Linked DNA regions of Mus musculus: region 2 is linked to region 1. The links are chromatin loops, found by intact Hi-C in ENCODE. Cell type or tissue: gastrocnemius. All regions are shown on one strand.

Region 1 (2,500 bases):
CCATGAAGTCCCTCAGGGGAGAGGTGATGTACAAAGGAGGTTCTGCCTCTTTAGAGTCTAGGGTCTGCACTTTCAAGGAGCCAGAATTTAAAAGGAACTTGAGGAATTCCATACATGTTGATTAGAGAAGGAAGTCTACGTAGATACAGATTCAGGAGCAGCAAAAGATAATTTGCTATCCTGTGTCATCTTAGTTAGGGTTTTACTGCTGTGAACAGACACCATGACCAAGGCAACTCTTTTTTTTTTTTTTTTTTTTTTTTGGTTTTTCGAGACAGGGTTTCTCTGTATAGCCCTGGCTCTCCTGGTACCAAGGCAACTCTTATAAGGACAACATTTAATTGGGACGGGACTGGCTTGCAGGTTCAGAGATTCAGTCCATTATCATCAAAGTGGGAGCATGGCAGAACCCAGGCAGGCATTGTGCAGGAGGAGCTGAGAGTTCTACCTCTTGTTCCAAAGGCAAACAAGACAAGTCTGGCTCCCATGTGGTTAAGAGTGGGGTCTCAGAGCCCACTCGCACAGTGACACACTTTTTCTAACAAGACCACACCTCCCAATAGTACCACTCCCTGGGTTAAACATTTAAACCACCACATGTGTATACCTGATGAGGTATGCAGTCTTTATTTTCAGAGTAGGGCTAGAGGTAAACACTGGCAGCATCAAAGTCTTAGAAACGAATGTCTAGATTTACTCTTGATCTATAAAACCCCTCCAGATGTCTGTGTACACATTAAGCTTTGGGAAGCATGCTCCCAGGACCCATCGTTGGCACTGTGGCTTGATCGAACGCTAGAACTAACTAGAGAGTTGGCGTGGGAGTGGTTGCTGGTTTTCATCACTGGCCCCTGTGGGCGTGGCGTGGACTGGACACTGGGGCTCATTAAGTCATATTGTACAGCCATAAAGTTTGAGAACCAGGAGAGAATGTGACTCCAGTAGATGTGAGAGATAAATCCTCCAGTGTGTACTGGGCTCAGAACAAAACAAAAAGCAAACAAACAAACCTGAGTACTTCCATGGGACTCTAAATTGGCTCTCAGGTCAGCACCTGAGCCTTTGCTAGATCTGGAGCCGTGTTTTGTAAGTATCATTTAACATGTTTCTTAAAGTGACAATGAATCAGTATCAGAGTATCTGTGATATTCTTTCTACACTCCCATTTTTTACATTCAGAAGGCTACGCCTAGCCCACAGGCACACCCCTCCTTCCAAGGTTTCTGTTTTTTTTTTTTTTTTTTTTTTTTGGTTTTTCGAGACAGGGTTTCTCTGTGTAGCCCTGGCTGCCCTGGAACTCACTCTGTAGACCAGGCTGGCCTCAAACTCAGAAATCCGCCTGCCTCTGCCTCCGGAGTGCTGGGATTAAAGGTATGCGCCACCACTGCCCGGCATCCTTCTAAAGTTTCTTAAGTTCTTTCTGTTAGCTGTGCTCACAGAGCTCCAGATTCCATTTCTGAAATGTCATCGTGGAGCCTGTCCACAACATCCCGTCCATCAGAGGGCGCTCTCACCTCAGGTGGTTTTCTAGCAAGTTGCTTAGCCAAGGTCCTCGTCCTCTCTGTGCGATGCTGTTCTCGGTAGGAAATGTTTTGCCACACTAGCATTGCTAAACCCATGGGGTTGGGACCTACATTCTGGCCACCTAAGAACAAGAAAGATTTGAAGGATGACTACTGCTTTTTAAAAATAGCAACATACAGAGGGCAGGATATAATTAACCCAATATTAAGAAGCTGTAAAAACGGGGCTAGAGAGATGGCTCAGCGAATAAGAGCGCTGACTGCCCTTCTGAAAGTCCTAAGTTCAAATCCCAGCAACCACATGGTGGCTCAAAACCATATGATCATGAGATCTGATGCTCTTGTCTGGAGTGTCTGAAGACAGCTACAGTGTACTTACATAGAATAATAAATAAATCTTTATATATATATATACATATATATACACACATATATATATACACACATACACACACACACACACATATATAAAACAAAAAGCTGTAAAAGCCATCCACTCTGTCTAGAAAGACAATATTGGCTTACACTGAGAAGAGACAGGCTTTGTTTTGTTTTTTAATACAAATTTAACTTGGGACGTTAGCTTGGTTATTAGAAAATATAAAGAAATGGGTGAGAGTTCACCCATCCTGTCTCATGTTTGTAGAAACTTACTAGACCTTATTAAACTTGTCATAGAAGAGGTGGGTTAAAATTTCACATCCCAAGGAAACTGGGAGACTCAAGGGCAAGTTTAGATAAAACTGCTGCGAGTTTGCCCAGAGTGAAGAGGGCAACCATGATTGAGCCACCTAAGCAGCCTGGTGCCTGGAAGATTTGGATTTAATGACAGCAACCAAGGTGTGAAAATCCTGATCGACAGGGTTTGCCCACCCTCTGTAATTGGATCTACTGAAAGTGAGTCACTTTCTGTCCTTGGAGGAGCACAAGTGTTGAAATCTCAGAGGAGTGGGTACTTTGGTGTTCTTGGCTCCAGT
Region 2 (2,500 bases), 140 kb after region 1:
TGAATAGTAGGGATACAGATTCTAGTCCTCACTCATGCTTTTTTTTTTTTCTTTAAGATTTTTTTTTTAAGATTTTATTTATTTTATATATATGAGTACAGGGTCACTGTCCTCAGACACACCAGAAGAGGGCATCAGATCCCATTACAGATGGCTGTGAGCCACCATGTGGTCGCTGGGAATTGAACTCGGGAGCTCTGGAAGAGCAGTCAGTGCTCTTAACTGCTGAGCCACCTCTCCATCTCTTTTTAAAGAAATTATGATTTTTTTTTTTAATTTGTGGGGAGCTGGCCTGTGCCATGGCGTGTGTGCGTCTGTGTGTGTGTAGATCACAACAAAAATCCTGCACGTAAGTTCTCCCATGACATTTGAGTCCTGAGGAGGGAACCTGGGTTGGCTTGCTTGGCTGCAAGCACCTTTGTCCACTGAGCCATCCTGCTGGCCCCCAGGTGGCTTTGAGAGAAGCTCCTTTGTAACAAATCCTGTAGGGACGCCTTCCTGTCAGCTTCTTTTGTTATGTGTGGATAGCTTCTTGCCACGAGTTACTGGAAGGGTCTGATCTCTGGAGTTCAAAATGTCTTTTCTCTTAGTGGTCCTGATGAAATTGGGCTTAGGATAACCTTTGCCAAGGGCACTGGAACAACTTTCCAGAGTCTCATAGCTGAGCCTGTTGTGAAGGGCAGTGTCACTGATTTTCCTGTCCCCTCTCCATCATCAGACTCCTCTATTTTATTACCATACTTGTTTGGGCTTCATGCACTGGGTCTGCTGCTCAGCCTCTGAGTGCTGGGCTGGCAGGTGTGCTCCGTCTGCTCTAATGGGGCAAGTGGACGGACGGACGGACGGACGGACGGACGGGGGGTCGGGGAGGCACCGTGGAGCTGGGTCCCCGCTGCCCTTCCTGTACCTCTAGACACAGCCCTGACCAGCTGCGGATCTGATGTCCCAGGGGTACACTACTGTCCATCCACCAAGGATGTCTAAGGAAGTTCCAGGCTTAATTGGAGTGTGTACTAGGACTCTCAGTCTGATGTTAATTAACCCAAAATGAGAGAGAGAGTTGGTAGGCACCAGTGAGGACTGGGGCACGTCCCTGAAAGGCTTCATTAGAAAGCAGCTTTACAAATGAACTCTGCTCATCTGCTGTACCCATGGGCCCTGCGGGCTGCAGAGTAACCTGAGGTGGCGGTGGGGCTGTGGGGGTGTGGTGGCTTCGCCTGACACTTAGATATTTGGCACTGGGTGACAGGGAGTCCCTAAATTTAAAACAAGACAGAACATACAAACCGAGACGGATGTGAGGGAGGAGAGAGTTACAGGGAGACCAGTGTTTTTCTATTTTTGATACCTGCCTGGGAGCAGATGACAGGTACTCCCTCTGGTGGACACTCCCTCCCTCCTTCCCTCAGGACTGGCAAGCCAGTCTTCCCAGGCAGAGAAGACACCCTGGACCTCACGAAGCTCCCGGCTGTGGCACCAAGTATTTCTGAAGTATTCTGACTCAGCCACCTCCTGTTTCTTGTGACTGAGCTTGCTCTTCAGGGAATGTCACATCCCACTTTGCCAGTGGCATGCTTCCTGTTTCCTTTATGGGCCTCGCTAGTTGGCTTGTTCCTGAATCTAGACACTTAGGATTCATTAGTGAACAAACAGAGGAGAGGTGAAGGATGGGGTAGGGTGGGGTGGGGATGTATACAGTCAAAGCATATCACTTGCACGTGTGAAGATGCCATCATAAAGCCCCTTAATTTGTAATAAGGTATTTTGCTAATAAATAGTGAAGGAAATAGCATCTCACAAAGTTATAGCATGCTATCACAAGCAAGATACTGACATTACTGGGGGATGGGGTGGGGAACAGAGGCCTGGAGAGGTATGTCTTAGATGGTTGGAACAGGATAAAGCTGGACACAGTGACAAGTGTTGTGCACAGCATTCTAAGAGCCACTTAATGATGCCTGAGATAAGGCACTTAAACTCCGTCAGCCACATGGCACGGCTCCCTCCACTTTACAAGCGGTAAACTTCCCGTTCTTCCAGCTAACCCTGGGTGGAGCCGGGATTTGAACCCAGAGAGAGATAGTTGACTGCAGGTTTGTGGTCATAACTACTTAGTTGTAGTGGCTTTTTGAGAGACACTGGTAAGTGTGATTATGGAAGTGATTGGTCCTGGGTTCGCTGTCTTGCCTATAGGAAATAGTTTGATCCAGTCTGGTCTTTCCGAAGCTGTTTAGCCAGCTTTCCTCACCTCTTTTCATTCTCCGTGAGAGCCAGTCTAGGATGCTCTGGTGCCCTGGCGTGCATTCTCAGTAAAGCTGTTCTTTCCCTCCCTTAGCTGAGACGGGAGAAGATTGACCTGGAAAACACACTGGAGCAAGAGCAGGAGGCGCTGGTGAATCGGCTGTGGAAGAGGATGGATAAGCTGGAAGCTGAGAAGAGGTGTGTGTGTGTGTGTGTGTGTGTGTGTGTACACACGCGCGCACGGAAGACTCCTGTCTGT

Evidence for each region. A loop is a pair of places that touch in the nucleus more often than their neighbours do. Peaks named below come from ENCODE experiments on the same cell type or tissue, not always from the same donor. Only the 100,000 strongest peaks of a DNase experiment are listed, where the experiment ranks them.
Region 2: a loop joins it to region 1, with 9 times the contacts of the local background. A loop is called at or near these places in 12 of 42 quality-filtered maps.

What each region holds. Positions count from the first base shown.
Region 1 is chr10:70,020,360-70,022,859 of GRCm38, forward strand. All of the region lies in intron 42 of Ank3 (ankyrin 3, epithelial), which reads left to right. Among named protein-coding and RNA genes, the nearest start is that of Ccdc6, 76 kb to the right of the region's middle. In gastrocnemius, a CTCF peak has its summit at 1,499 (motif pointing right); a DNase peak (open chromatin) is centred at 1,500; H3K27ac peaks cover 1,897 bases.
Region 2 is chr10:70,164,667-70,167,166 of GRCm38, forward strand. Ccdc6 (coiled-coil domain containing 6) reads left to right here. Exons shown (of 9, transcript NM_001111121.1): 4 at 2,336-2,439. Among named protein-coding and RNA genes, the nearest start is that of Mrln, 39 kb to the right of the region's middle. In gastrocnemius, a CTCF peak has its summit at 1,393 (motif pointing left); a DNase peak (open chromatin) is centred at 1,386; H3K4me3 peaks cover 494 bases; H3K27ac peaks cover 1,809 bases.